2 separate regions of the Homo sapiens genome follow, and region 1 is linked to region 2. Evidence: read pairs that join two places in POLR2A ChIA-PET (ENCODE). Cell type or tissue: PC-3. All regions are shown on one strand. Links, peaks and the distances in the headings refer to the core of each region. The heading gives the core; the rest is flanking DNA.

The links. Peaks named below come from ENCODE experiments on the same cell type or tissue, not always from the same donor. Only the 100,000 strongest peaks of a DNase experiment are listed, where the experiment ranks them.
Region 1: POLR2A ChIA-PET joins it to region 2 with 5 read pairs; 2 of 35 experiments call an interaction of 5 or more read pairs at or near these places.

The regions. Positions count from the first base shown.
Region 1 is chr11:73,880,614-73,897,283 of GRCh38, reverse strand. It overlaps PAAF1 (proteasomal ATPase associated factor 1), which reads right to left. Exons shown (of 12, transcript NM_025155.3): 3 at 9,827-9,930; 4 at 6,083-6,172. Among named protein-coding and RNA genes, the nearest start is that of PAAF1, 12 kb to the right of the region's middle. RefSeq lists an enhancer at 1-322. In PC-3, for the core only: no CTCF peak of the experiment used is centred there; a DNase peak (open chromatin) is centred at 8,023.
Region 2 is chr11:74,179,346-74,196,015 of GRCh38, reverse strand. The region is part of intron 1 of PPME1 (protein phosphatase methylesterase 1); the gene reads right to left. Among named protein-coding and RNA genes, the nearest start is that of PPME1, 16 kb to the right of the region's middle. In PC-3, for the core only: no CTCF peak of the experiment used is centred there; no DNase peak of the experiment used is centred there.

The DNA of each region.
Region 1 (16,670 bases), core at 5,962-10,961, 290 kb after region 2:
GCCCCCCACACGGCCAGCCGCCCCGTCCGGGAGGGAGGTGGGGGGGGTCAGCCCCCCGCCCGGCCAGCCGCCCCGTCCGGGAGGGAGGTGGGGGGGTCAGCCCCCCGCACGGCCAGCCGCCCCGTCCGGGAGGTGAGGGGCGCCTCTGCCCGGCCGCCCCTACTGGGAAGTGAGGAGCCACTCTGCCCGGCCAGCCGCCCCGTCTGGGAGGTGAGGGGCGCCTCTGCCCGGCCGCCCCTACTGGGAAGTGAGGAGCCCCTCTGCCCGGCCAGCCGCCCCGTCCAGGAGGGAGGTGGGGGGGTCAGCCCCCCCGCCCGGCCAGCCGCCCCGTCGGGGAGGGAGGTCTGGGGGGTCAGCCCCCCCGTCCGGCCAGCCGCCCCGTCCGGGAGGTGAGGGGCGCCTCTGCCTGGCCGCGCCTACTGGGAAGTGAGGAGCCCCTCTGCCCGGCCACCACCCCGTCTGGGAGGTGTACCCAACAGCTCATTGAGAACGGGCCATGAGGACAATGGCGGTTTTGTAGAATAGAAAGGGGGGAAAGGTGGGGAAAAGATTGAGAATCGGATGGTTGCCGTGTCTGTGTAGAAAGAGGTAGACATGGGAGACTTTTCATTTTGTTCCGTACTAAGAAAAATTCTTCTGCCTTGGGATCCTGTTGATCGGTGACCTTACCCCCAACCCTGTGCTCTCTGAAACATGTGCTGTATCCACTCAGGGTTGAATGGATTAAGGGCGGTGCAAGATGTGCTTTGTTAAACAGATGCTTGAAGGCAGCATGCTCCTTAAGAGTCATCACCACTCCCTAATCTCAAGTACCCAGGGACACAAACACTGCGGAAGGCCGCAGGGTCCTCTGCCTAGGAAAACCAGAGACCTTTGTTCACTTGTTTATCTGCTGACCTTCTCTCCACTATTGTCCTGTGACCCTGCCAAATCCCCCTCTGCGAGAAACACCCAAGAATGATCAATAAAAAAAAAAATAAATAAAAAAGAAAAAAAGAAAAAAAGAAACATCGTAAAAAAAAAAAAAAAGAGTTCAGATATTTCCACATATACCTATATATAGGTATAGCTATAGAAAATATACAGATATAGATCTTTCAGAATAAAGAATAGAGAAATTTCAGATTCACTTTTTGTTTTCCAAACTCACTTTTATAGTTTTTGTGTTTTTTTTAAAGACAGGGTCTCACTCTGTTGCTCAGGCTGAAGTGCAGGGGCATGATTACAACTCACTACAGCCTTAGCCTCTCAGGAACAAGTGATCCTCCTGCCTGAGCTTCCCAATAGCTGAGATTACAAACATGGGCTGGCATGTCCAGCTAATTTTTTAACTTTTTTTTGGAGAGATGGGGTCCCCCTATGTTGCCCAGGGTGGTCTTGAACTCCTGGGCTCAAGCTATCCTTCTGCCTTGGCCTCCCAAAGTGCTAGGATCACAGGCGTGAGCCACCGCGCCCAGCCTCACTTTTGTAATTTCAGTATCAGCAATCACTTCATGCATAAGCCATTATCAGAATAACAAATCTTTTATACACATGCATACATGTACACTTTTATTAAAAAACAACCAGCTGCAAATGCTCCAGAAATGATGGACCAAGATATGCAATTCCAGACACATTCCCAGCAACAATAATTCCCACATAAGTTATTAAGAAAAAAGTAGGGACTTTGGCTTTAATTATCCAACTTTCCATTTTACTTTGTTCTATGTCAATTAAACCATAATAAATAAGTTTGGGAAGAACTATAGGGATATATCCATCAACTCTAACATTTTCTAAGACTTTTCTTCTTCATTTTGCTTCCTCGGAATAAAAGGACTGCTAACTTAGTAGTGGATCCTTTACTTGTAAGCAACATACTTCAGGTTCTGTCCTGATACAGGTGGTATCTATCCAATTGCTTGCTGGTAGGCAGTGAACACCTAGGCTAGACTGGAAACCTCAAACTGAACATGTCCAAAGAAAACTTTTATTTCCCCTGCCCCATCCCAATACAACTCCTCCTCCTCCAATTAGTAAATGGAACACAATTCACCTACTTCTCAGGCCAAAATTTTTTGAATCATCCCAACTCCTCCTTTTCTCTCATACTTAACATCCAAGTCATCAGCAAATCACGTCTAGTCCCACATCTCTAGCATGTAAGATCTATAAGGGCAGTTTTATTTATTTTATTCAGTATCCAGAAGACTGGCTGAAATATAGTAGGTGATTAATAAATGGATGAATCATCTTTCAGTAAGCTCAAATAAAAAGAGAATAAGAAATAGAAAAGGAGCACAGTTATGTTTGTTTTTGAGACATGGTCTCACTCTGTCACCCAGCCTGGAATGCAATGGCACAATCACAGCTCACTGCAGCCCTGACCTCCTAGGCTCAAGCAATCCTTCCATCCCAGCCTCTCGAGCAGCTGGGACTACAGGCACACACTACCACATCCAGCTAATTTTATTTTTTGAGACAGAGTCTTGCTCAGTAACACAGGCTGGAGTGCAGTGGCGCAACCTCGGCTCACTGCAACCTCTGCCTCCTGGGTTCAAGCGATTCTTGTGCCTTAGCCTCCGGAGTAGCTGGGATTACAGGCGTGTGCCACCATGCCCAGCTGATTTTTTTTTTATTTTTATTTTTTTTAGTAGATTTTTTTTTATTATTATACTTTAAGTTTTAGGGTACACGTGCACAATGTGCAGGTTAGTTACATATGTATACATGTGCCATGCTGGTGTGCTGCACCCATTAACTCGTCATTTAACATTAGGTACATCTCCTAATGCTATCCCTTCCCTCCGATTTTTATATTTTTAGTAGAGATGGGGTTTCATTATGTTGGCCAGGCTGGTCTTGAATTCCTGGCCTCAATTGATCTGCCCACCCCAGCCTCCCAAAGTGATGGGATTACAGGTGTGAGCCACTACAACCAGCCTATTTTGTTTATTTTTTTGTAGAGACAAGGTCTCACTATGTTGCCTAGGCTGGTCTCAAACTCCTGGGCTCAAGTGATCCTCCTGCCTTGGACTCCCAGAGTGCTGGGTACAGGCATGGGCCACTGTGCCTAGCCTGTAAATGATTTTTAAAATGACTTACTTCTCAAAAGGTGAGCGGCATTCCCAACTCTCCCAAGAGGTGAATTGCCTTCTCCCTCAGTTAAAGCAGAAAATAATAAAAAATGATGTATAAAGGCCAGGCACAGTGGCTTATACCTATAATCCCAGCATTTTGGGAAGCCAAGGAGAGAGGACTGCTTGAAGTCAGGAGTTTGAGACCAGCCTGGGCAACAGAGCAGGACTCCACCGCTACAAAAAATAAGAATAAAAATTTTTAAGCCAGGCGACTAGCTGGGACTACAGATGTACATCACCATACCTGGCTAACTTTTAATTTTTTTGTAGAGACGAGGTCTTACTATGTTGTCCAGGCTGGTCTTGAACTCTTGGGCTCAAGTGATTCTCCTTTCTGGGTCTCCCTAAGTGCTGGGATTATAAGCATGAGCCACCGCGCCCACGTTTAGTTTTTTCTTTCTTTTTTTTTTTTTTTTTTTTTTTGGAGACAGAGTTTCACTTTTGTCTCCCAGGCTGGAGTGCAATGGCGCAATCTTGGCTCACTGCAACCTCTGCCTCCCGCGTTCAAGCGATTCTCCTGCCTCAACCTCCCGAGTAGCTGGGATTATAGGTGCACGCCACCACGCCTGGCTAATTTTTGTATTTTTAACAGAGACGGGGTTTCGCCATGTTGTCCAGGCTGGTCTTGAACTCCTCACCTCAGGTGATTCACCTGCCTCGGCCTCCCAAAGTGCTGGGATTACAGGCATGAGCCACTGCGCCCAGCCTAGTTTTCAAATAAATAACTGCTTTCCGCTTTTCACATTCACATTTTATTGATTTAACATAAGATTTAATTAATTTATATAATTTCAAAAATAATATAACTGGCATTACAATTGACTCTTGATAAACTTTCAACCTAACGGTATGTTTTACAGAGGAAATGAAGAGCAACAATTGACTCTATACATCAGTTAAGCGGCAATGCATTAGAACACACCCAAAGCCTCATAATTCCCACACCCTATGACTTAGCAATTCCACTTTTACAAATGTATTCTAATTTCTTCCCATCTTTGGGAGCAAAACTTTAGCTATAAATGTATTCATAAAAATACAAAATCACAAAACTGGAAACACCTGAATGTCCAGTAATATAAAACTGTTAAATTAAATTATAGTAAACTCATCAATAGAATACCATGCAGCTCTTAGAAGGATACATTGAAAGACAGCATAGAATAATGGACATATAATTAAGTAATAAAAAGCAAGTTATAGGCTGGGCACGGTGGCTCACACCTGTAATCCCAGCACTCTGGGAGGCCGAGGTGGGCGGATCACAAGGTCAGGAGATTGAGACCATCCTGGCTAACACAGTGAAACCCCGTCTCTACTAAAAATACAAAAAAAATTAGCCGGGCGTGGTGGCAGGCACCTGTAATCCCAGCTATTCGGGAGGCTGAGGCAGAGAATGGTGTGAACCCAGGAGGTGGAGCTTGCAGTGAGCCGAGACTGCACCACTGCACTCCAGCCTGGGCAACAGAGCGAGACTCCATCTCAAAACAAAAACAAAACAAAACAAAAAGCAAGTTATAAAATAGCATGTAATGTAAAAACCCATTTTGGTAAAATATTTAAGGAAAAGACAGAGTATTAAGTAAAATAATGATATGTAGAGTTGCCACAGTGCTGGCTCATAGTAGGCAATCAATAAATGTGAGCTTTACTACTATGATTATTATTTAAAAGGGATATACAACAAAAGTTCCTAACAGTTATCTTTAGGATACAGAAATATGAGTGATTCTCCTTTTTTTACATGTCCTAAATTTTCATCACTAAGTATATATCTGTTTTGTAATAAGGGTGAAAAAGAGCTCTTTTTCTTTCTTTCTTTTTTTTTTTTTTTTTGGTGAGACAGTGTCTCATTCTGTTGCCCAGGCTGGAGTGCAGTGGCATGATCATGGCTCACTGCAGCCTCAACCTCCTGGGCTCAAGCAATCCTCCTACCTCAGCATTCAGAGTAGCTGGGACTACAACATGTGGCACCATGTCTGGCTAATTTTTGTATTTTTCTGTAGAGACAGAGTTTCACCATGTTGCTCAGGCTGGTCTTGAACTCCTGAGCTCAAGTGATCCACCCACCTCGGCCTCTCAAAGTGCTAGGATTACGGGCATGAGCCACTGTGCCTGGCCAAAAATTGCTCTTTTAAAAAACGTACCACACAGTAAGAAGTGAATGGCTTCAACATAATCAGTTTTATCTAGCAATTTCTCACTTCTGCTTCCAAGAAGCCCATGGTAGTAGAAAAGGCTTTATATCACAAAGACCTTTGAAAATTATTCCTCAATGTGGTATATTTGAAATTTTGAGAAAATATCCCTGTCCTATAGGAAAAGGAATAAAATATGAGCAGCAGCATTATTATATAAGCATCAACTATTACAAATTTATTTATTTTTATTTATTTTTTGGAGACAGAGTCCAGGCTGCAGTGCAGTGGCATAATCTCAGCTCACTGCAGCCTCCAACTCCTGGGCTCAAAAAATTCTCCCACCTCAGCCTCCTGAGTAGCTAGGACTACAGGTAAGTGCCACCACGCTCAGCTAATTTTTGTTTTTTTGTGGAGACAGGGTTTCACTCTGTTGCCCAGGCTGGTCTCAAACTCTTGGCCTCAAGTGATCCTCCTGCCTCTGCCTCCCAAAGTGCTAGGATTGCAGGTGTGAGCCACTGCACCTAGCCAAGCATCAAGTATTATATCATTATCTGAAAGCTGGTAACTCTCCTAAAACATATGTAAGGAAATTTCATATAATCTCTAAGATGACCAGTGAGTAGATTTGAACACATATTCTATGTGGACTAGAGTACCAGTTTTGCCAAACACATCAGACTTCATCAGCTGTATCATCTTACAATGCAAAGTAAATGAAAGACATATTAATTATGAATATGTTTATAGCACTAGACAAGCAAATAAAATGAAAAATTAACATGCTATTACATTTTCTCTTCATTTTATCAAAATACTTACACTCTTTGTATGAATTCTGGAAAAAGTAGTATATGGTGCCAAAAACTTAGAAGATGCATTTTCCTTTGGACATGAAATATGAATGCTTTTCTAAACAAAGAGGAAAAGATGAGATTCATCAGTAAAACTCCTCCAATGTATTATAATTAAAGCCTCTTAAAGAAAACATTAGGACTACAGGACATTCTCATCTTCTCAGTGTACCCTCTCTCGTTCTCCTTTCCCACCCCACAAAACTATCCCTCCCCCATAGATCAGCAGTCCTTTTAAACTGTTGAGGGCTACAGTGTAATTTGGTATTGCTAAGATGCCATTATCTTTTTGTGTTGAAATAAGCTGCTCCACAGAAGACAGACAAACAATATGATACAACCAATAAGCATTAGAGCATTCGTTTTAAGAAGAAAATCTAATACCAATACTCTCAATTAGCAGTGGGGCAAGGAACAGGATCAGTGCGAAGAGGACATAAAGAGATATAAGGAAACTCTTCAACACCATCCCCCAAACCTAGGTCTTAAAAGACAAGTCTAAAAGTAAACTTGCTGTCTACAAGAACTTTTAGAGAGAATGTTAGACTACTGACATTTACAATGACCAGATGAAATTGGTAAAGTAAATTATGGTACACCCATAAAATATGTAGGCCTGGGTCAGGCTTACGGTGCCTATTCCCTCCTAAGACTTAAATTGACTGTACATGTTCATAGACTGGTTGTTGTAACACAGCTATATTTTGATGCCCCATGTGTTCTACCTAGTCATTATCACCTGTCTTTCAACTACTGTAGGAAGATAACACTGGTGGCATATTAGGAAACTATACCTAGAACCAGATGTTAGATTCAGGAGACATGACTTGCTAAGGGCCATTTGTAACCATTTTAGGTAAGAATATTGGCGTTTGAAGGTAGCACGTGTAGAGGTAAAAAAAAGAAAAAGGCTTGGTAAACCCTCCCTCAAGGACTCTTGCAATATGACAGTCCCTTACTCTAACCAGCATAATACCAATACTATCACTTAAGTATAGATCTCCTATAAGGAACTGAGGAGCTGCACTCACCAAATGACCCCTAACCTTTTATCTCTTCTGCAGTAGTACTTCAAAGTCTCTGGTAATTCTTCAGGACAATGAAAATGTCTTCAATAATCAAAATTTTCTGAACCTCTTTATATCCAACAAGCACAGGTCCTCACAGTTCATTAGAAAGAATGGTTTCAAAGTCAAAATATTCTCATCATTGAATCAGTATGCTCTTTACAGATCATCTACTCCTTTAAAATGACAATTAGACTATCTACACAAACAGCACTTTCTTAGCCAGCATATCCATGCCTGGCTGCCTGCAGGCCTTTCACTAAATGAGTTTTTGCTTCTAACTGTGTGATAAAGCCCATATAGCTGCAAGAGTGCTGGCCTGGATTTGGAACTGCCTCTTGTACCAGAAACTAAAGCGTCAGCTAAATCCTCTTGGCTGAATATTCATATTAGCAAGGATGCAAGGAGCTTCAAAAGCTTAGTGTTTGGGCCTCTGTAAGAATTGGATTTGCTCTCAGAAGACTTCATTTCTTTGGAGCTATGTGACAGATTTCAATAATCAGTACTTTTCTCCTACTTTGCAGTCTTGCAAATCAATCTTTAATCCACAAACAGACTACAAAGGAAGATAAATGTTAAAATATCTTCCAACATTAGCAGTGGACAATCATGCTGTTAATGAAAATATTTTAAAGAAAAACTGCAAGAGAGATCAGAACAGACAAAATCCAAGGGGAAAAAGTGTGAGTATGCTGCACTAAGATAAAATTCTAAGTCAAACATTTTTATGCTCCAGGGTTAGACATTTAAGCATAATGACAGATCTACTGTTTAAGAGAACAATGTAGCAATATCAAATTAGCAAAGTGACTCATGGCAGTTAGGAAACAAATGAATGTTCAACCATAAGCACTTACTGTCTGAACCCACTCAGCAGGTTCACAGCAAAAATTAGCAATCATGTTTGAAGTGATAAAGACTGTATCCAGGTCTGAGTATGAAGGGAAGAAAGAAGTCAGCACCCAGGCTGTGCCAAAACACCTGGGAAAAACGTAGGCTTGCATGGTAGTGCTAAACTTGGAATCAACAGAACTGGGTTTCAATTCCAGCATACAGTCTGTCTTTGATTATTTGAGATTAATTAACCTCTCTGAGTTGGTTTGCTTATCTGCAAAATGGAAATTTAAAATGCCAATCCCACAGGATTGTTATGGTAAAAGAACCAAAACTAACTTCTGTAGTATTTTATAGATTCATCCACATGCAGTCTCATTCCCCATTAACCATTCTAGGAGGTAGAATAGGATCTCAGCTTTATTGATGAGGAAACTGAGACTCAGAGAACTAAGTTATTTGTCCAAAATCACACAGCTAATAAGTGTCAGAGTTAACTAAGACTTAGATCTTCTGATACCTATAATACCCATAGCTGTTTATGAAAAACAAATATAAAATATATAATAACATGTAGCCTACTACCTGGCCCAAAGAGAGTAATGAATGAACATTTGCTAAAAATCTTATGTAAAAAACAAAGTATTCTCTATTCTTGTCAGTATACCCAAAATATTTTTTATAACTAAAAAGTTTAATTACACAAAAAATGAAAAATGAAACAAAAGGCTGGTCCACCCTTACGGAATCATCTCACCAGAGCATACTAACTGCAGCAGTCAGAATGAGTAGGGAGAGGCAAATCATGGGTTCTCCAACGCTTTGCTTACCCATCTACTCACCTCAAAGACAAACAAGAAAAACTGTTAAGTACTATTAATGTAGGCTCTTCATCAAGGCCTCACCAGATATGGATTATAAGGCTACATTGTTCAGTGTAGTAGGTAATGGCCGTATCAGGCAACTGAGAACTACTTGGATATGGGCATCTATATTTTCAACTGTAAATTTTATAAAACCTAAATACAGATCAAGTATTTCTAATAAAAATTAGAGTCTGAGCTGAGATAAGCTGTAAAAGTAAAATATACATGGAGTTTTGAAGACTTAATAAGAAAAAGAAATGTAAAATATCTCTAATAATTTTTAGTATTATTTACAGGTTGAAATAATGTTTTAGATATACTGGGTTAGATCAAATATATTATTAAAATCAATTTCGCTTGGGCATGGTAGCTCACGCCTGTAATCTCAGCACTTTGGGAGGCCGAGACAGGTGGATCACGAGGTCAGGAGTTCGAGACCAGCCTGGCCAACATGGTGAAACCCCATCTCTACTAAAAATGCAAAAATTAGCTGGGTGTGGTGGCGGGCGCCCATAATCCCAGCTGCTAAGGAGGCTGAGGCAGGAGAATTGCTTGAACCCAGGAGACAGAAGTTGCAGTGAGCCAATATCATGCCATTGCACTCCAGCCTGGGCGACAGAGCAAGACTCCATCTCAAAAAACAAAACAAAATCAATTTCATTGTTTATTTTTATCTCTATAATGTGGCCACTAGAAAATTTTAAATTACACATGCATCTTGCATTATCAGAGCTGATATAAGGGAAGTAAGAGGAAGTCTGATGGCACTTAAAAGTATATGTAACTACAATAGAAAATACCAATGACACTCACAGACAGCAAAAACTATGATTCTCATACAAATGAAGTGGAGATACACAGATAATAGTATAAATATCTAAGGTAGATGTTTGGGTACTACCATAGTTTTAAATATCATGCCATCTAGAAGACATAAAAACATACCTTGTTTATTTCATTCACAGTAAATCCTTCTGAAGCTGTAACCTCTGGGATGCCATCTAGGCCAATTCCTTGACAAGTCAGGCTGCCATACAAAGATGGTTTCCCTATATGGTACAAAAGAAGCATGTCTCAAAAAATAAGAAAAATTTATTATTTTTCTCTTTGAAGACCCAATTCAGGCATCTGTATAAATAGTATACCCATGAAATTGGCCCACGAAAGAAAAACAGGTGCCTGTGTTAAAAGTCAGGTGAAGTAAAAAGAGAATTAGATTAGGTGTCTTAGTCTGTTTAGTGTTGCTATAAAGGAATACCTGAGGCTGGGTAATTTATAAAGAAAAGAGGTTTATTTGGCTCACGGTTCTGCAGACTGTACAAGAAGCATGGCACCAGCATCTGCTTCTGATGAGAGCCTCAGGCTGCTTCCACTCATGGCAGAAGGAGAAGGGGAGCCAGTGTATGCAGAGATCACATGGTGAGAGAGGAAGTAAGAGAGAGAAGGGAGATGCCAGGATCTTTTTAACAATCAGCTTTCTCAGGAAAGAACAGAGTGAGAACTCAGTCACTCTCACTCTCCAGGGAGGACATTAATCTATTCATGAGGGGTCTGCCCCCATGACCCAAACACCCCCCATTAGGCCCTACCTCCAACACTGAGGATTAAATTTCAACATGAGATTTGGAGGGGTCAAACATACACACTATAGCACTAAACTCTAATTTGAAAGGGAATACACTTTCAAGACTAAAATACATTTTCTTTTTTTTTTTTTTTTTTTTTTTTTTGAGATGGAGTCTTGCTCTGTCGCCCAGGCTGGAGTGCAGTGGCGTGATCTCAGCTCACTGGAATCTCCACCTCCTGGGTTCACACCATTCTCCTGCTTCAGCCTCCGAACAGCTGGGACTACAGGCACCCGCCACCATGTCGGCTAATTTTTTGTATTTTTAGTAGAGATGGGGTTTCACCATGTTAGCCAGAATGGACTCGATCTCCTGACCTCGTGATCCACTCGCCTCAGCCTCCCACAGTGCTGGGATTACAGGCGTGAGCCACCGCGCCTGGCCTGACTAAAATACATTTTCAAGACTAAAAGCTAAGAACAAAGATTTAGAGATTTGATACAGCATTTGTAGAGAGGGCTTTTAGAGTGATCTCAACCTGATGTAACTGGCTGTGAAATGTAATTCTTCCAGGATGAAAGGTGAAGATCAGTATGCATACATGTATTTATCTACAGTATATACACATAATACATAGTAAAGAATTAAGCTTCAGTAACCTGTAAAATTTGCCTAAGTAGAATACTGATTTTGCAGAGATATGGGCTAAGTAAGATACTATCCTACACATAAACACACGCAGATGATAGAATGAAGTTAAAAACTGTTTCCATTCTTCTTCTACACCTTATATATTCATGTCTATAACAGCCCATAACACACTGTTTACATGTCTGACTTGCCCAACAGACTGTGAAGTCCTTAAGTCTAGCAGGGTGCTACATTCATTTATTATTCAGTAAATAAATGTTGAGCCAAACTGAAGTTACAGGAGAGAAGCAGAAATCATCATGGATTCACACAAGAGTGGGAGGGATTTTTTTTTTTTTTTTTTTGAGATGGAGTTTCACTCTTGTCGCCCAGGCTGGAGTACAATGGCGTGATCTCAGCTCACTGCAACCTCCACCTCCTGGGTTCAAGCAGTTCTCATGACTCAGCCTCCCAAGTACCTGGGATTAAAGGCACGTGCCACCACACCTGGCTAATTTTTGTATTTTTAGTAGAGACGGGGTTTCACCATATTGGCCAGGCTGGTCTTGAGCTCCTCCCCTCAGGTGATCCACCCACCTCAACCTCCCGAAGTGCTGGGATTACAGGTGTGAGCCACCACGACCAGGCCGGGAGGGCTTTCTAGAGAGTATAGGAGCCTCAAAGAAAGATAGGAGCTGGCTAGGAAGAAAATAGGGAAAAGAAAACTCCAAGTCAAGGAGGAGCATATCAAGAATAAAAGAAAGTCAGCCGGGCATGGTGGCTCACACCTGTAATCTCAGCACTTTGGGAGCCCAAGGTGGGTGGATCACAAGGTCAGGAGTTCAAGACCAGCCTGGCCAACATAGTGAAACCTCTTCTCTACTAAAAATACAAAAATTAGCCAGGTGTGGTGGCACGTGCCTGTAGTCCCAGCTATGATACTCAGGAGGCTGAAGCAGGAGAATACCTTGAACCTGGCAAGCAGAGGTTGCAGTGAGCCGAGACCACGCCATTGCACTCCAGCCTGGGTGACAGAGTGAGACTCCATCTCAAAAAAAAAGAATATCACGCCTGTAATCCCAGCACTTTGGGAGGCCGAGGCGGGTGGATCACGAGGTCAGGAGATCGAGACCATCCCGGCTAAAACGGTGAAACCCCGTCTCTACTAAAAATACAAAAAATTAGCCGGGCGTAGTGGCGGGCGCCTGTAGTCCCAGCTACTTGGGAGGCTGAGGCAGGAGAATGGCGTGAACCCGGGAGGCGGAACTTGCAGTGAGCCGAGATCCCGCCACTGCACTCCAGCCTGGGCGACAGAGCGAGACTCCGTCTCAAAAAAAAAAAAAAGAATAAAAGAAAGTCAAAAAGAACAAGAAGGAAGGATTCATCAATTAATACACCAGTTTGGTAATAGCAGTCATGGAAATGATAGTTGAGGGATAAATCCCAGAGAAACTCAAAGTCTAGGGTAGAAGTTTGGCCTAGAGAAGACCTAGTAAAGACGCTTTTCACAGGGAAGTATCATGAAGCACTATTTCAGAAAGATGCCACAAAAACAGAACTGAAGCAACTTCACTTTTTATCCCACTCCATGATTCCCTATTGTGTTTACCAACTGCCTTAAGAAGTCTGGCCCTCATGGTGCATCATTTCAACCAATCACTCAATGACTTCTCCACATTTGTGGATGTATATATATGTATTTTTTTAATATTTGAGACAGGGTCTCGCTCTGTCACCCAGGCTGGAGTGCAGTGGTATGATCATGGTTCACTGCAGCCTCTATCTCCCAGAATCAAGGGATTCTCCCGCCTCAGCTTCCTGAGTAGCCTGCATGCCACCATGCCCAGCTATTTTTTTTATTTTTATTTTTAGTAGAGACAGAGTCTCACTATGTTGCTCAGACTGGTCTCGAACTGCTGGGCTCAAGCAATCCTTCTGCCTCAGCCTCCCAAAGTGCTTGGATTACAGGGTGAGTTACCCTGCCCAGCTGACTTCTCTACATTTGTGAAGTCACTAAAATGACCTCAGCCTTGGTTTTCTCTATATAATAGCAGAACTAGGATCAATCCAACCACTTACCTTCTACATTCCTACATGCAGGCTGCTGAGTACTGCTCCAGAAAAGAACACAACTGTGCCGACTGTCACCAATCCAATTCATGTTTCTAAACTCAGCAGTTTTGTAATCCTTTCACCCCTCCCATTCCCCACAGCAGCTGGTTCTCATGCCATCTATCCTGCCATCAAAATCTCCTTCCTTCATAATAGCCAAAAACTAGAAATATGTGTCCATTAATTGATGAATGGATAAACAAAATGTAGTATATCCATACAACAGAGTATTACCGGGCCACAAAAAGGAACGAAGTACTGATAAAAACAACAAATAGAAACATTATACTAAGTTGCCTGTAATCCCAGCACTTTGGGAGGCCGAGGTGGGAGGATCACTTGAGGCCAAGAGTTCAAGACCAGCCTGGCCAACATGTCGAAACCTCGTTCGTCTCTACTGAAAATACAAAAATTACCCGGGTGTGGTGGCAGGCGCCTGTAATCCCAACTACTCAGGAGGCTGAGGCACAAAAATCACTTGAACCTGGGAGGTGAAGGCTGCAGTGAGGAGCCGAGATTGTGCCACTATACTTCAGCCTAGACGACACAGTGAGACTCTCAAAAAAAAAAGAAAGAAAGAAACATTATACTAAGTGAAAGAAGTCACACAAAAGGCCATGTATTTTATGATTCCATTTATATGAAATGTCCAAAGTAGGCAAATCCACAGAGCTAGAAAGTAAACTAGTGGTTGCTAGGATTGGGGGGTGGAAAGTGACTGTTAATGGGTATAGACTGTTTTGGGGGTGATACTAGAAATAATATATGTAAAGTAACTAGCACATAGATAGCACACATTTTTATCTCAATAAAGCTGTTATTTAAAAACAAAAACAAGAAACAAGATGGTGGATCACACCTAGAGTCCCAGCTACTTGGGAGGCTGAGGGAGGATCACTGGAGACCAGGAGTTCAAATTCAGCACCTGGGAAACACAGCGAGACCCCATGTATTAAAAAATAAACACAGGAGTTCAAGACCAGCCTGGGCAACATAGTGAGACCTTGTCTCTACAAAAAATTTAAAAAATTAGCCAGGTATGGTAGTGCATGACTGTGGTCCCAGCTACTGAGGAGGCTGAAGTGGGAGGATCTCTTGAACCCAGGAGATCAAGGCTGCAGTAAGCCATAATCATGCAACTGTACTCCAGCCTGGGCAACAGGGCAAGACCCTGTCTCAAAAAAATAAGAACAGGCCAGGCACAGTGGCTCACGCCTGTAATCCCAGCACTTTGGGAGGCCGAGGTGGGCGGATCTCAAGGTCAGGAGTTCGAGACCATCCTGCTTAACACGGTGAAACCCCGTCTCTACTAAAAATACAAAAAAATTAGCTGGGCGTGGTGGCGGACACCTGTAATCCCAGCTACTTCGGAGGCTGAGGCAGAAGAATGGCATGAACCTGGAAGGCGGAGCTTGCAGTGAGCCGAGAACATGCCACTGCACTCCAGCCTGGGCAACAGAGCGAGACTCCGTCTCAAAAAAATTAGCCAGGCGTGGTGGCGCATGTCTGAAATCCCAGCTACTTGGGAGGCTGAGGCAGGAGAATCGCTTGAATCCAGGAGGTGGAGGTTGCAGTGAGCGGAGATCGCACCACTGCACTCCAGCCTGGGCGACAAGAGCGAAACTCCATCTCAAAAATAAATAAATAAATAAATAAATAATAAAAATAAAAATAAACACACACAGAAACAAAAACCACCCTCCTCCTTAAGAGTTGACATCATTAACTCCAATTCATAAAGAAAACTGAATCTACAAGTTACCTTCAAAAAAAAAAAAAAAAAAGTGCAGGCACGGTGCCTCACGCCTGTAATCCCAGCACTTTGGGAGGCCAGGGAGCGGATCACGAGGTCAGGAGATGGAGACCATCCTGACTAACACAGTGAAACCCCATCTCTACTAAAAATACAAAAAATTGCGGGGCACAGTGGCTCACGCCTGTAATCCCAGCACTTTGGGAGGCTGAGGCAGGCGGGTCACCTGAGGTTGGGAGTTCGAGACCAGCCTGACCAACATGGAGAAACTCTGTCTCTATTAAAAAAAAAAAATACAAAATTAGCCAGGCATGGTGGCACATGCTTGTAATCCCAGCTACTCGGGAGGCTGAGGCAGGAGAATTGCTTGAATCTGGGAGGCGGAGGTTGCAGTGAGCCAAGATGGCACCATTGCACTTCAGCCTGGACAACAAGAGCAAAGCTCCATCTCAAAAAAAAATACAAAAAATTAGCCGTGCATGGTAGCACGCGCCTGTAGTCCTAGCTACTTGGGAGGCTGAGGCTGGAGAATTGCTTGAACCCAGGAGGCAGAGGTTGCAGTGAGCCAAGATTGCACCACTGCACTCCAGCCTGGGCAACAGAGTGAGACTCCATCTCAAAAACAAACAAACAAACAAACAAAAAAACTCCTTGGTTGTTGAAGGTAGCTTGGTAATTTAAAACAACAACAACAACAACAACATTAAGTTTGTTGCTTTGTAAAGACTTGATAATGTTTTTTTAAAACTGTTTTAGGCCGGGGGCAGTGGCTCACACCTGTAACCCCAGCACTTTGGGAGGCCAAGGCGGGCGGATCACTTGAGCTCAGGAGTTCAAGACCAGCCTGGCCAACATGGTGAAACCCTGTCTCTACTAAAAATACAAAAATTAGCTGGGCATGGTAGTAGTCCCAGCTGTAGTCCCAGCTATTCAGGAGGCTGAGGCACAAGAATCCCTTGAACCTAGGACTGGAGGTTGCAGTGAGCTGAGATCATGCCACTGCATTCCAGCCTAGGTGACAGAGCTAGATTCTGTTTAAAAAATACTGCTTTAATAGTATGTATCGGCAAGAAAAATGCAAAATATTAGGGAAAAGATCTAAAAAAATATAAACCCCAGTTGATGTTTTGCTCTTAGATTGCTTTTTTAGCCTAAGTAAAGATTTGCCTTGCTTTAAAGAAACTGTGCCTTTTGGTTACAGTTTATTACAAGATAGCCAAGGTCCTTGTAATAATAAGTGGACTAATAAAGAGAAGGTGAATTTTAATGTATGTTTATATATTTTAGTTAAAATAAAATGTAGGTCTTTTGTGTATTTTTATTTTATTTATTTATTTATTTAGAGATGGAGTTTCGCTCTTGTTGCCCAGGCTGGAGTGCAATGGCACGATCTCCACTCACTGCAACCTCCACCTGCTGGGTTTAAGCGATTCTCCTGCCTCAGCCTTCCGAGTAGCTGGGATTACAGGCATGCACCACCACGCCCAGGTAATTTTTTGTATTTTTAGTAGAAACAGGGCTTCACCATGTTAGCCAGGCTGGTCTCAAACTCTTGACCTCAGGTGATCCGCCCGCCACAGCCTCCTAAAGTGCTAGGATCACAGGCGTGAGCTGCTGTGCCTGGCTTTTTTTTTTTTTTTTTTTTTTTTTTTTTTCGAGACAGAGTCTTGCTCAGTCATCCAAGCTGGAATGCGGTGGCACTATCTGGTCTCACTGCAAGCCCCGCCTC
Region 2 (16,670 bases), core at 10,801-15,800:
ACACTGTTTATAGTTGAGCCACATGGTATACCAATTGTACTTCTTGTACAACTTTTTGCTTTTTTCCAGAATAATTGTCTTTTTAATTTTGTTTGCTTAGTTTTCTATTAAAGTGTCACTAACTGTTTCCCAAAACTTTTTGATAGGCAAAAGACATTAATATGCTTTTCCCTAAGGAGGAAACACAAACAGCCCATAAAGATATGAAAAGGTTTCCAATTTAAGATACATAAAATTTAAATTACAGTGAAGTATCATATTTCACATCCATCATGTTGACAAAATATAGGAAGCCAGACATTAACAGGTATTAACAAGGAAACAGGGAAGATTATTTGGAAAACTGTAAGGCATCACCTAATAAAATTAGACAGGTGTCCTTCAACCTGGTAATTTTACTTTACAGAGAACCTCCTGCACATAGGCATCAAAACACACATATAAGAATGTTTGTAGACACATGTCTATAAAAGCAAAGAATAAGAAGCAAGCTAAATATGCATCACCAATAGAATATACAAACTGTGATGTATCTGGGTAATAGAATATAGCATAGCAGTGAAAATAAATTTAAAAGTACATGAATCTGAAAAATACTTAGAGAAAGAAATAAGCACAGAAGACTGAATCCTGTATAATTCCATTAATAATAGTGTTCAAAAACAGGCAAAGCTAAATAATGTATTTTTAATGTATACATGCACAAGTGGTAAAACAATAAAGAAAAGCCAGGCACTGATTATCATGCAATTCAATACCAGTGTGGGAAACAGAGATGCTCTCGAGGAGAGACAAACAGGTTTCTAAGGTGCTGATAATGTTTTATTTCTTAAGCTAGGTGACGGACACATGAGAATTTATTATTCTTTGAACTGTACATATATACTTTACTTTTCTGTATGAGTATTTCACAATTTTAAACAAATAAAGCCTTTGAATTCTGTAAAACTTCTCTTAATATTTGGTCATTCACATTAAATAATCTACCAGGTCTATTTTTCACTCAAATTTCCATTTCTGGCATCCTCCATTCATCTGCTCCAAATAGGACTGCCTGCTGTCTGATATAATGAACTGCTAACAATTTAGTATCATCTCAGGAATTCTTCTTGCCTTTCACCTGTGTTGAATCCCTTATCCCATATCCCATATTTTTCTTGTTGTAGTCTCTTATTTTGATGAAACACATCCTCCATCAGCTTCATGAGAAAGGGACATTAATTTTGAAACTTTGCATGTTGAAAATAGCGTTCCCCATTTTCACACAATGACTGACAGTCTGCCTGAGTATAGACATCTTATATTAGGGACTGCTTCTGTCTATGGTAATTAATAGATCCAACTTGAGAAATATTGGCTAAAATTATATGTAAGTATTTGTGTGAAAAATATTATATAAATAGATGTTATATTTATACAATCATAGTGTATAATTATTAAATAATTATATATAATGATCTTATATATTGTAATTATATAGTCATTCGTTCTTCTTAAACGCATAGATGAGCTGGCAAGAAAGTAAGGAACAGGGAAGACCCAGGTCAAAAGTTAAGTAAGGTGGGAATCCAGAGAGGCACTTAGACCATTAAATCTGGCTTTTACCTTGATGGCATTTGCCAACTGTCTGAACTTGAAGTTTTGCGATGCACACAGAACAGGACACAAAGCCCGAGGTGGGAAGTCTTGCTGCGGAGCCCAGTAGGAAACCTTTCTCCATCAAGCTGGGATCCCAAAGAATCATAAGCTCAGTGAAAGGCTGAAACAGAATTAACTTTCTGCTTCTTACCACAATCTCAGGATTAAATTAAAAAATAAAAAATAAAATAAAAAAAGGCCTGTCTTAAAACTTAGCATTGAGAAGGGAGAAGCAAGAAAAAACAAAGACAGCTCTCAAACTGATATGGAGCTAAATACATATCATTTACATATCCCAAGAAGTTTCAAGATGAGAATGTAAAGTGGATCCAACTGGTAGTGCCCTCAGGACCCCCAAGAGAAACAAAGGCAAATCCTCTTTGAAGAATCAATCTTCATTCTAGGACTAAGAACTTTAAGAAAGTTCCAAGGCAAATGACCATCTCACAATCAAAAAGCATAAAATACGTGAGGAAACAGACCTGTAAAGAGTTCACATAAAGAAATTATCAAATACAATATAAAATAACTGCTTAACACATTTAAATGAACAGAAACTTGAAACAAGCTCCTAGAATGAAAAGAATTAAAATTAAAAAACAAATAGTCAAGTTTAACATATTAGACACAGCTAAGGAGAAGCGTAAACTAGTAGTGAATTTGTTCAGATACATCTAGATACATTTAGAATCCAAAATACAAATAGAAGATGGAAAATACAAAAGTTAAGAAATATGAAGGGAAGAGTAAATAAGTCTTAAATATGTCAAACTGAAGTTCTGAAAGGAAATAAAGACAGTGAAATAAAAGCAGTATTTGAAGAGGCCGTACAGGTTGAGTATCCCTCATCCAAAATGCTTGGGACCAGAAGGGTTTCAAATTTCAGTTTATTGTTTCCTTTTTAATTTTGGATTATCTGCATATACACAATGAGATATCCTGGAGATGGGACCTAAGTCTAAACACACAATTCATTTATGTTTAATAAAGACCTTATACACATGGCCTGGAGGTAATTTTAAACAATGTTTTTAATAATTTTGTGCACAAAACAAAGTTTGTGTAAACTGAACCATCAGAAAGCAACGGTGTCACTATCTTAGCCACCCATGTGGAAAATCTATGGTTGTTTGGCATCACCATCATTCCTGATTGAACTTACACGTTACTAATAATCATTTTTATTACACTTATTCACACATAAGTACTTAACAGTAAAAGATACAACATACCATTAATACAGTGAAAAAACATAATGTACTCAGGGTAACCAACCAGCACAGTAACATCACAGAACACCTCTACCAGTTATTAAATAAAAGCAACAACCAACAATGGCAGGCTTTCAGTCTCCCACCTACAATGTTGTGTTTGATTAAAAAGTTACTGAACACGGTATTTTATTTTTTTAGGTGAGAAGAAACATCAGAAGCAGCTGAGGGATGTGTTAAGTCTGTTCTTGCTGTAACATAATACCTGAGACTGGGTAATTTATAAAAAGGTTTAACTGGCTAATGGTTCTGCATGGTACCAGCATCTGTTCCTGGTAAGGGCCACAGGAAGCTTATAATCATGGTGGAAGGTGAAGTGGGAGCATCTGTGTCACAAGGTGAGAGCAGAAGCAAGAGAAGGGGGAGGTGCCACACTCTTTTTAAACAACCAGATCTGGAGAGAACTCAGGGCAAGAACTCACTCATTACCAAGGTGATGGCAATAAACCATTCATGAGGGATCTGCATCCATGATCCAACACCTCCCACTAGGCCCCACCTCCAGCATTGGGGATTACATTTCAACACGAGATTTGGAGGGTGCAAACATCCAAACCATATCATTCTGCCCCTGGCCCCTCAATTTCATCTCCTTCTCACATTGCAAAATACCATCACCCCTTCTCAATAGTTCCCCCAAAGTCTTAACTTGTTTCAGCATCAAGTCCAAAGTCCTAAGTCTCATCTAAGACTCATCTCCTTCCACCTATAAGGTGGAAGCAGCCTGAGATGTACTTATGAGCCTGTAAAACCAAAACAAATTATTTACTTCCAAGATACAATGGTGGTACATGCATTGGGTAAACATTCCCATTCCAAAATGGAGAAACTGGCTAAAAGAAAGGTGCTACAAGCCCTATGAAAGTCTGAAACCCAGCAGGGTAGTCATTAAATCTTAAAGCTCCAAAAATAATCTCTTTTGACTCCATGTCCCACATCCAGGGCACACTGGTGTGAGGGGTGGGCTCCCAAGGCCTTGGGCAGCTCTACCTATTGCTTGTAGGGTATAGCCCTGCCAGCTTTTCTCAGAGGTTAGAGCTGAGTGCCTGCAGCTTTTCCATGCTCAGGATGCAAGCTGCCGGTGGCTCTACCATTCTAAGGTTTGAAGTGTGGCAGCCCCTTTCCCACAATTCCACTAGGTGACGCTCCAGTGGGGTCTTTGACGGGGGCTCCAACCCCCCATTTCCCCTCAGCATTGCCCTAGCAAAGTTTCTCTGCAGGGGCTCTGCCCTTGCAGCAGGCTTCTACCTGGGCACCCTGGCTTTCTCATATATGCCCTGAAATCTAGGCAGAAGCTACCTAGCCTTCCTCACTCTCGCATTCTATGTGCATGCAGGCTTACCAACCACATGGAAGTGGTCAAGGCTTACAGTGCTTGTGCCCTCTAGAGCAGCGGCCCAAGCTGTGCCTGGGGCATTTTGAGCCCTGGCTGGAGCATGAGTAGCCAGGATACAAGGTGCAGAGTCCTGAGGCTGAGCAGGGCAGCAGTGCCCTGGGCTTGGGCCCTGAAACCATTCTCTCCTCCTAGGTCTCTGGACCTGTGATGAGAGGGACCTTCCCAAAGACATCTGAAACAACTTTGAAACCTTGCCCCCATTGTCTTAGATATTAACAATTGGTTCCCTTTTAGTCATGCAAATCTCTCTAGTAAGTGGTTACTCCAAAGCCCTCCTGGATTCCTCTTCTACCAGAGGGCCAGGTTGCAAGTTTTCCAAACATTTACAGTCTGCTCCCATTTTAAAATAAGTACCAACTTTGTTTTTTCTTCAGACAGGGTTTCACTCTGTTGTCCAGGCTAGAGTGCAGTGGCATGATCACAGCTCACTGCAGCTTCAATCTCCCAGACTTCAGTGATCATCCTGCCTCAGCCTCTGGACTAGCTGGGACTACTGGCATATACCACCACATCCAGCTGATAACTTCTTTTATTTTTAGTAGAAACGAAGTCTCACTATGTTGTCCAAGCTGGTCTCAAACTCCTGAACTCAAACAATCCTCCCACTTTGGCCTCCCAGTGCACCTGGCCTATAAAGTCGAACTTTAAGTCATTCCTTTGCTCCTGTATCTGATACCAGGCTGTGAGAAGCAGCCAGGTCACCTCTTGAATGCTTTGCTGCTTAGAAATTTCTTCTGCCAGATACTCTTGATCACTCTCAAGTTCAACTTTTTACAGGTTCCTATGGCATGAACAACACAATGCAGGCAAACTCTTTGCTAGGGCATAACATGATGACTTTTACTCCAGTTCCCAATAAACTCCTCATTTCCATCTGAGACCTCATTAGCCTGGCTTTCACTGTCCATATTTCTATCAGCATTTTGGTCAAAATTATTTAACCAAGTCTTTAAGAAGTTCCAAACTTTTCCTCATCTTCCTGTCTTCTTCTGAGTCCTCCAAACTCTTCCAACCTCTGCCCGTTATCCAGTTCCAAAACTGCTTCCACATTTTCAGTTATCTTTATAGCAACATCCTACTCTTCGGTATCAATTTTCTGTGTTGTCCATTCTTGCACTGCTATAAAGAAATACTTGAGGCTGGGTAATTGATAAAGAAAACAGGTTTATTTTGGCTTGGAGTTCTGCAGGCTGTACAAGAAGCATGCTACCAGTATCTGTTTCTGGTGAGGGCTTCAGAAGCTTACAATCACGGTGGAAGGTAAAGCTGGAGCAGCCACATCACATGGCAAGAGTGGGAGCCGACAGCAGGGATCTGCACCACTCTCTTTTAAACAACCTGATCTCGACTGAACTCAGAACCAGAACTCACTCATTACCAAGGGGATAGCACTAAGCCATTCATAAGGGATCTGCCCCCATGACCCAATACTTTCCACTGGGCCCTACCTCCAGCATTGGTGATTACATTTCAATGTAAGATTTGGAGGGGACAAACATTCTAACCCTATCAAGGGACCAGAAGGTGGGTCCTCTAGGGATGAGAATGCATGCTGCTAGGTGGCTTTCTAAAAATTTTTTTCCAGTCATCTGCTTCATTAACAATGGTTTTTGTCTTGAAAGTCTGTCTCTCATTTTATAAACTGACATCATTTCTTGCTCTGTTTTGACTTGTGTCATGTCAGCACTCAAAAAGTTTCAGATTTTGCAGCAGTGCAGATTTTCAGATTAGGAATGTTTAACCTGTGGCTGAAGTTTTCAGAACTGAGGAAACATCAAACTACAGATTCATGAAGCCCAGTGAATCACAAGATTTAAAGAGAAGTAATACATTATGGTAAAACTGTAGAACATTAAAGACAATTATCTTAAAAGTGGCCCTAACCCCCAAAATACTAAATGACATATGAGTAAATTTTGCTCATTTCAGCACTATTTGAAAGAGAAAAGGATGAAAAACACCCAATGGCCATCAACAGGAGACTGGCTGAATACACTGGGTTATGTCCATACAACAGAATACTATGCAACTGCAGGGAAAATAATGGAAAAGATTTCTGTGTACTAATAAGAAGTGATTAGAATATCTTAAATTTTAAAAACCAGTAGGCAAGCCAGGTGCAAGCTAGGTGCAGTGGCTCATGCCTGCAATCCCGGCACTTTGGGAGGCCGAGGTGGGTGGATTGCTTAAGCCTAGGGGTTTGAAACCAGCCTAGGCAACATGGCAAAACACTGTCTCTATGAAAAATACAAAAATTAGGGGGCACGGTGGTGCACACCTGCAGTCCCAACTATTAAGGAGGATGAGGTGGAAGAACAGCTTGAGCCCAGGGAGTCAAGGCTGCAGTGAGCCATGATCACGCCACTGCACATCAGCCTGGGTGACAGAGTGAGACCTTGTCTCAATAAATAAATAAATAAGTAAAGCAATATGCAGAACCATATGTATGCTATTTTATTTATTTATTATATTTTTTAATTTTAAATAGAGACAGGGTCTCACCACATTGCCCAGGCTGGTCTTGAACTCCTGAGCTCAAGTGATCTGCCTGCTTTGGCCTACCAAAGTGTTGGAATTACAGGTGTGAGCCAATGCACCTGGCCAATGTTATCTTTTATGTAAGGGGGAAATATAACTGTATGTTTACATATTTTGAAGTGCATTGATAAAAGCAGAGACTAATGAAAATAGTTACTTGTAGGATATTACAAACAAAAAAGCTATACTTTCCTGAATATATATTGTTTTATACTTCAACATTGTAGTCATGTAAATAATTTTTGTTTTATAAGCATGTTAAACACTTTGTACAAATCAATTACCACAATTAACATAAAAGAGAACAAATTACCTTAATGGTGTATTAAGAATTATTCCAAGTGACTTTAAAAACAATTATTTGACTGCACATCTTTAGTGGGATAAATATACTTTAAGGAAAAAAAAGAACTGAAAATAAATTTTAAACAGTATTCAGTAATCATATTGTTGGTTATTTTTAATGGTAGCACAGTTTGTTATTTTGAGCACCATATACATACATATTTGGATAAAGCAAATAGGTAGTTAGGTTAATGTCATTAGGAACCAAGACTTTCGTTGTTAAGGGAAGAGATAATTATATAAAAATCAAAAAAGTAAAAAACCCTATAATCTTAATTTTGAAATGAAAATGTCAGGGTGAACGCTTGATTCCTTTTGTCCTTCCTTTTGAAATATCAGTATGGGCTGGGCGCAGTGGCTCACCCCTGTAATCCCAGCACTTTGGGAGGCCGAGGCAGGCAGATCATGAGGTCAGGAGTTCAAGATCAGTCTGGCCAAGATGGTGAAACCCCATCTTTACTAAAAATACACAAATTAGCCAGGTGTGGTGGCAGGCGCCTGTAATCCCAGCTACTCAGAAGGCTGAGGCAGAGAATTGCTTGAAACCGGGAGGCGGAGGTTGCAGTGAGCCGAGATAGTGCCACTTTCACTCCAGCCTGGGTGAGAGCGAGACTCCATCTCAAAAAAAAAAAAAAAAGAGAAAAAGGAAGAAATATCAATATGAACTCACGATTCTAGATATGTCTACTACAAAGGCCTATAAGCAATAACCAGAATAGTAGCAATGAGTTAGTCTAGTGCCCAGATTGAGAGGTCTAAATACCATTTCCAGCTTCTGGAGGCAGCCTGTATTTCTTGGCTTACAGGTTCTTCCTCCACTTTAAAGCCGGCAAGCAACACAGCATCTTCAAATCTCTCAGGCTCTGACTTGGTCTTCTGTTTCCTTCTCTTTAAAAGACACCAGTGATTACACTGGGCTTACCCAAATAATCCATGATATTCTCTTTATTTTAAGGTCAGCTGATTAGCAACCTTAATTCCATTTGCAACCTTAATTCCTCTCTGCCATGTAAAATAACATATTCACAGGTTCCAGGGATTCAGACCTCAGCATCCTGGGGATGTTGTTATTCCACCTGCCACAGGTTGCTAAAGTCATTGTATTATTTCAGAAGAACAGCAGAGATATTGATTAAACTTGGACTTGTATATTACCTATACATGTTAAAATGTGTAGGGCAAAATCCTAAGGAATCCACTAAAAAAACCACAGGAACAATTTCAGTAGGGTTTCAGAAAATAAGACCAATATATAAAAATCAATTGTATTTCTGTAATTTGCAATTAACAATCCAAAAATAAAATCAAGAGGACAATTCTATTTACAATACCACTGATAAGAATAAAATATGCAGGAATAAATATAGCCAAATAAATGCAAGATTTAAACACTGAAAACTATGTAATACTGTTGAAGAAATTAAAAAAGACATAAAAAGAAAGACATCCAGTGTTCATGGATTAGAACACTGAGTATTATTAAGTTGGCAATACTTCTCAAATTGATCTATAGATTCAAAGCAATGCCTATCAAAATTACACCTGGTTTCTTTGCAGACGTTGACAAACTCACCCTAAAATTCATATGGAAATTCAAGGGACCCAAAATAAGTTTTTTAAAAAAGAACAAAGTTGGAAACATTATACTTCCTGATTTCGAAACTTACTACAAAAAGCTACAGTAATCAAAAGACAGTGTAGTACCAGTATACTGATCGATATATAAATCAATGATATAGAATTGAGGGTTCAAAAACAAACACATACATTTATGGTCAATTGACTTTTGACAAGGATGCCAAGATAACTGTATAGGAAAAGAAACCTTTTCAATTAAATCATACTGGGATAACTGGATATCCACATGCAAAAGAATGAAGTTGGACTCATTCCTCATATCATACATAAAAATTAACTCAAAATGGATCACAGACTTGCATGTATGAGCCAAAACTAGAAAACTCTTAGAAGAAAACTCTAAGCCCCCTTTCACAGGCACCTAGTACCTGGAATTCTTGAGCCTTTATAGGATAGTGATATGGATTAGCTTGCACTTTCATTCTCTTTCTACAAGTAGTTTTCAGTTTTCTCTTCTAAATATTTATCAACTTGCTTTCTAGCTTCCTAAATTTTGTTAGCATCTTATATCCCTACTCTTCTTTGTCCTTTAGCTTTATTCCTTTTTCCAAATTACTATAACTTAATGAAATTTGAGGAGACAATGGAGATAAACACAGGAATTAATTTCTACACCAAGCCTCTGGGGTAGCTATTATTATCCCCATTTTCCAAACGAGAAAACTAAGGCCAATGGAGTTTAAATAACTTGTCTAAGACCATGGGAAGTAGCTGAGCTAGAATCTGACTCTCAGGGTTATTTCCTTACCATTTTCAATACTATCCTCAAAATAATATTAAGTTCCCCATTCTTGAAATCATCAAAGCTGGCAATGAACACCCTGAAAATCCCTAGGAAGAGGACTGGTTCCTGCTGTAGGGATAGTAATGATTGGGAGAAGAACCTTGTAGCAAGGTTGAGCACCATATAGACTAAGAACAAAGTCAAGGTTTAGAACTATTATGATCATGATCACAGGGAGCTGAAGAGTGAAGTGAGAAGGAAGAATCAAGGAAAACTCTCAAGTTTTCCTGATGCCATTCACAGACAGAGAATACAGAAGGCCTTCTTAAAGAGTTCTAATTTATTAAATACTGATTTACCATGTGCTTGAAAATCCTAGCTCCCATTACTATTACTTTTCTGTGTTGAGCATCGTGGAATCCAAAAATGGAAACAGAAGCATTTCACAAAATGTCTTGCATTAAGCAGAACAGGACACGTACAGCCCAATATATGATGTGCTTTCAAGCAAATAAATGAAACCTTACCTCACTTAAAACCATCTTCAGATAAGATACTTAAGCCATAGGAACTTCCAACCTGCTGAGTCAGACCACATAAAAATATACTTTGCTTAAAGTGCATGGATAAACACAGACTGCTGTAGCACAGGGAGAACAGGTGTAATCTTATACCTTTGATAATAAAGAATTGTACTTTGCCTAAATTAGAAAATAAATTTTCTAAATTTTATTTCCACCTTTCACCCAACAGGAAAACAACATAATTATTAACTTCTTTTTCTACAACTCGAAAAGTTAAAAAAAAAAAAAAAAGATATAATGACAACTTTTCTAAAATGATCTGGCCTCAAACAAAAAAAAAAGCCACTGAAACACCATTAATGAAAGCAAGAGAACAGACAGAATACAGACTTTTTGATGTTTTGCAAAGGCTAATGCAGTTGCTTACCCTCAAAATCAACGTGTGTGGCATTACCCAATAGTCAGCATTTATGTAAGCTACTATTCTGCCAAAACAGCAAGAAAACAAGCAGGTTTCAAGTTTAAAAACCAATGAGGTTCATATAAAAGCCTCTAATGAAGTATATTTCAGACCAACAGCCATACGATCCCCTCCCCAGACTCATCTGAATGTCATGATGATCTAGAATAAAAGACATACTTCAGACCAGGCGCGGTGGCTCACACCTGTAATCCCAGCACTTTGGGAGGCCAAGGTGGGTGGATCACGAGGTCAGGAGTTCGAGACCAGCCTGACCAACATGGTGAAACCCCATCTCTACTAAAAATACAAAAATTAGCCGGTTGTGGTGACATGTGCCTGTAATCCCAGCTACTCAGGAGGCTGAGGCAGGAGAATCGCTTGAAGCCGGGAGGTGGAGGTTGCAGTGAGCTGAGATTGCGCCACTGCACTCCAGCCTGGGTGACAGAGTGAGACTCTGTCTCAAAAAAAAAAAAAAAAAAAAAAAAAAAAGACATACTTCATAAGCAAACAGTAAATATCATTAGGGCAATCATTTCAGAGCTTCTTTCCAGTCACAATTTGCTTATATAAGCAGCTAATTTAATCTCAATTCAATTGAAGAGACATTTTGAGTACATCCTGCATGGCAGGCCCTGATATACTTCCTAGGCACTAGGGAAACAAGCAGACTAGAAGTTCCCATTGATTAAAATTTAGTCCTTTCCTTCAAAGAGCTCATGCAGGGGGGAAATAGGTAAACAGTCACTGTACACTATGGCTATGAAATAATCCATCAGAGCTCATAAACGGCACACCCAGTCTTTCTTGTGGAACACATGTTAATATAATTAGATGGGAAAAGGATTCACAAGGATGATATCTGGCGTGAAGATTTTGTTAAATCAAATGCTATAAAAATTTAAAGTACCACCCTTACTAAACATCAATCTGGTTAGGGAAGAGGCAAAAGTACAAATCCTCTAATTACCCACAAAAGATTAGAATTCCCAATAATCAGTGAAAAAATGTTAGTATAGAGATTTTCCAACTTAAAAATGAGTTGATGGTGGGAATACCAAGACACATTTCTCCCAACAGTGTTATAAAATATTGGTAAATTCTATGAGTAGCTCCACTCCCAAGCCTACTTATCCATAATATGCTAAAATGCCATTTTTTATGAAACCCAGCTAATAATATAGTTCAGTTAATTAACAGAGAAAAACTCAATTAAAAGTGGTTTTTATATATAATGAACAATGGTTCTTATGCTTAAGGAAAAGCTGTTTAATTAAAGGAATGAAAAGGATTAAATGAAACAAGCTAGACATGTATATGTACTAGGCACTTTATAAGCATTATACAAATTTAATCCTCACAGCCACCTAAGATATATTTCTTAAAAGAATAAAGACAGAGAGATATAAATATGGAATCACAAAAGAATATAAATAGGGCACGAGTTCATTTTTGCAAGCTTTCAATAATCATATTTTTTAAATTTCACTCTAAGTCTATGGCTCCTCCCTCCCATTTACTTCTCTATTAAATTCAGGATGGACAATTCTAAACTATTGCTATTGGGAAAATGTGATGTTTCCATTGCATCTGAGTGTCATTCATTCACTCAACAAATGTTTATTGAGCTCCTAAATGCTAACTGCCTTAGGACAAGTAAATAACATACAAAAGGAGTTTACAATTAAGAAAACTAAACAAGCAGATCACAATCTTGTTGCTAGAATAGATGAAATACAGTATGTACAAGGCACCATCAATTTGTAAGATGAAAAGCTAAGAAAAAGAATTTGTAAGATGAAAAACTAAGAAAAAGAACTATCAAGTATGACACAATACTTTATCACTTAGAATTCATTTTACATTTTTTATATAAAAAAGAATTCATTCTATTTTTCTATAGAAGAAATAGCTCTTTTACACTTATATAGATCCATTATATATTACTTATGGAGACATATATATAATATATATAAATGAAAGCAGAATAAAATACTTAAGGTATTCCTGACCATTTCTTCATAGTTGGAGTCCCACTCTCTTTTGAATCACTTGGACCAATATAGTTTTCTGTGCCTCACAAGAACATTGGTGATGGAATGTTTCATATAACTAAACACCAGTTCATATGCCAGCTTTACAATTATTTAGAGCTATCTTACTTTTTTTGTTGTTGTTTTGTTTTGAGACAGGGTCTCCCTCTGTCATCCAGGCTGGAGTACAGTGTCACGATCATGGCTCACTGCAATCTCAACCTCCTGGGCTCAATTCATCCTCCCACCTCAGCCTCTCCAGTGGCTGGGACTATAGGGACATGCTACCATGCCTGGCTAATTTTTTAACTTTTTGTAGCGATGTGGTCTCACTATGTTGCCCAGGCTGGTCTCAAATTCCTGGGCTCAAGCAATCCTCCCACCTCGAACTCCAAAAGTGCTGGGATTACAAGCGTGAGCCACTGCACCAGCCCGTACTTTTTTTTTTTTTTTTGGTAGAGACAAGGTCTAGCTATGTTGCCCAGGTTGGTCTTGAACTCCTGAGCTCAAGCAATCCTCCCACCTCAGCCTCCCAAAGTGTTGGGATTACAGGCATGAACCATGGTGCCTGGCCTCAGCCTTACTTTTGACTCTCACTTTAGGAATGTTGCTCAACCCACCCGATTGAACACCCACGCCTCCTCACAAGCATTCAGTTCCTAGTGGTTAAAAGAGCAGTCCAGTTTTACCTCTAAGAAGTTCTCAACATGTATACGTTTTGTAAATTTTGATTCTGGTTTTGGTGTTCACTTATGTTCAGGCAATGAGAACCATGTTAGAATTGTTACCTGACCAACAGCATTGTTAAGACACTATCTCCCAATGCTTTAGGAGGCCAAGGTGGGCAGATCTCTTGAGGTCAGGAGTTTGAGACCAGCCTGACCAACATGGTGAAACCCTGTCTCTACTAAAAATACAAAAATTAGCCAGGCGTGGTGGCACACACCTGTAAACCCAGCTACTCGGGTGGCTGAGGCAGAAGGGTTGCTTGGACCTGTGAGGCAGAGGTTGCAGTGAACCGAGATCATGCCACTGCACTCCAGCCTGGGTGACAGAGTGAGAACTCTGTCTCAAAAAAAAAAAGACATTATCAATTTAAATGTAAAAAAGAAATGTATCTTAGAATTGAGGAAATACAGTAAGTTTCCATTAGACAGTTTTCCAATTTAAATAATATTTCTACACATAAATCATCTCATTTTCTCCTCAAAAATTCTATGAGGCTAGCATTATTATCTACATTTAAAAAAAAATAAAGTCAAGTTTGCACCAGTTAAGCGGTAAGTAGTAAAGCCAGGAAGAGAATCCTAGTTTGTTGATTTTAAAACCTACCTTCCTTCTACTACAAGACAGTAGAAGTATAGAACTAACTGGGTTGGCAAACTACAGCCTACGGGAAATCCAGCCCACCACCTATTTTTGCATGGCCCAGGATCAGAGAATGATCTTTACATTTTTAAAAGGTGGAGGGCAGGGGGAGAAGAGAGACTAATGACATGTGGAAATTATGTGGAATTCAAATTTCAGTGTCCATAAAGTGTTGTTAGAACACAGACACATTCAGTTACATATTGTCTGTGGCTACTTTCACTCTAAAACAGCAGAGCTGAGTAGCTGCAACAGAGACTAACATGGCCCACAAAGCCTAAAATACTATCTGGCTTTTAACAGAAAATGTTTGCTGATTCCTGGTAAAATGACAGGTGCCACCAAAGGACAGAAAATAGAAAAATCGGTGCAAGCTGGACTGATCAGAAAAAGCCTCAGAACTTTATTTTAAATGAATTTGTGCTATGTGTCCATTAAATTAAATTTTACAAAAACATTTAACTGTGTTACAGTAGAAAGCACAAAGAAACAAAGGTCCTTGCACTACAGGAGTTCTAAATGTTATTGAGGAAACACACAAAAATCTGCATAAAATTATCTTCGATAAGTCTGACACAGTAACAGTGAAAAAGTACAATACCAATGCAAACAATTGATGAGTGGAGATGCCAAAATTGTTATAGGTGCTCAGAGAAGAGAGAGCAAATGAATGAACTAAAGTAGTCTGAAAGTGCTTCATGAGTTTTAAAGATGGATAGGAGTTGAAAAAGTGGGCCGGGCGCGGTGGCTCACGCCTGTAATCCCAGCACTTTGGGAGGCCGAGGCGGGTGGATCATGAGGTCAGGAGATCGAGACCATCCTGGCTAACAAGGTGAAACCCCGTCTCTACTAAAAATACAAAAAAAAAATTAGCCGGGCGCGGTGGCAGGCGCCTGTAGTCCCAGCTACTCGGGAGGCTGAGGCAGGAGAATGGCGTGAACCCGGGAAGCGGAGCTTGCAGTGAGCCGAGATTGCGCCACTGCAGTCCGCAGTCCGACCTGGGCGACAAAGCGAGACTCCGTCTCAAAAAAAAAAAAAAAAAAAAAAAAAGTGAAGAAAATGGAAGGCATTGCCAACAAAATAAACTTGGCAATTGTTAAGTGCAAGAAACACTTAGGAAATTACCACTGCTTAGGACATGACTTTGGAGCGCTTTTAACACTAGCCTTTAATGGTGGACCACTTGCTCTGGTCCCTAAACTTGGTGAAGGTGCTTGGAAAATAGTCTTCGCTCTTAGAGAATAAGTGATAAATTGGGCAAGGGCAGAAAAATTGAATACTATAAAATAAGGCTAGTGTGAAAATAATTGCTAATTGACATTTGCTGTCTTATAATAGTGGACTTGCTTTCAGGTTTGGGGAATCAAAGAGGAAGACATAAATTGTCAAATTTTGATAAAATAAAAGTAACAAGCCTGAATCTGTACATATCATGAGACCTATTACAAGCCTATTACAAGACCTATTACAAGAGTTTCGACCATATAATTATTTTAAATCTCAAAGTAACATATTGTAAACACAATACATTTTACCTAAAAGCTGGTATTGAAATAGAGATTCTATTATTCTATGAAGTATAACCGCTTTTAGGAGAAAGGCAGTATAGCCCTAGTTATACCATCTTAAGGGAACTGATGGGGAAATAACGTTGTTCTTATAGAACGGGGTTAAATAGGCCAGGATTTGGGTTTCTCGTTCAGTTAGCACTAAAGGAGACAGCATTCTAAGCACCAGCAAAATTCAGACACAATTCCTACCCTTATGAACCTCAACAGTTTTGAGGAATACACAGTTGACCAATAATTACAATTCAGAGGACTAAGGAGAATAGAGAATGTTCTGCTTGTCTACAATGTGATATGCCTACTAGGAGATAATGACCAAAACCAACAAAATTATATGATCAAATCCTAAGGAAAGCCAGGAGGAAGGAGAGAAAGGGGAGAAAGGGAAGGAGGAAAAACCTTCCTTGCCTAGAGAACAATAACCAAGAAATGTAAGTTGTATGTTTTTACATGAATGTCTCAAATCTAAATAGGAATAACACATCAACATCTAGGCTGCTTAAGTCTGTTAAGAGAGTTATTGATGAGTCATGAATGGGCACAGTAGCAGTCTTAATCACTTGTTGTCACAAATTCTGTCAAAGTCTAGGAGTCTGGTAGTGGAGGCTAAATACTGAAGTTTAATTGCAGCCAGCTATTTAAATCAAGGCACCACTGTTTTTAAAATGTCCTTATTAGCAGTACTTTGAAGAGAATGAAAAGAAAGCAACCAGATGGCTGGCTGAGGGTTGTGGTAGGTCTGAAGTGTTCCTTACTCCAAGGCATGCCATTAAGCAGCAGACTTCAGGATTCTAAAAACTACATCATGAATCATGCTGTTAGAGATCATCTAACTCAAATCTTACTTTATGAAAGGAAACAACTAGGTGTTTATTACGTACCAAGCATGGTTTTGAACAGTACCATTAAAGTATTCTCATTTTAAGGTGACTCAGAAATACTAAATAACTTTCCCAGAGCCATTTTTGGTAGCACCGGAGCTTGGATTTGACTTTTTATTTTATAATTACTATTTTTAGAGATAGGGTCTCATTCTGTCTCCCAGGCTGGAGTGCAGTGGCACGATCACAGCACACTGCAACCTCAAACTCCCAGGCTCAAGTGATTCTCCCATCTCAGTCTCTCAAGTAGCTGGGACTAACAGGTGCGCACCACCATGCCTGGTTG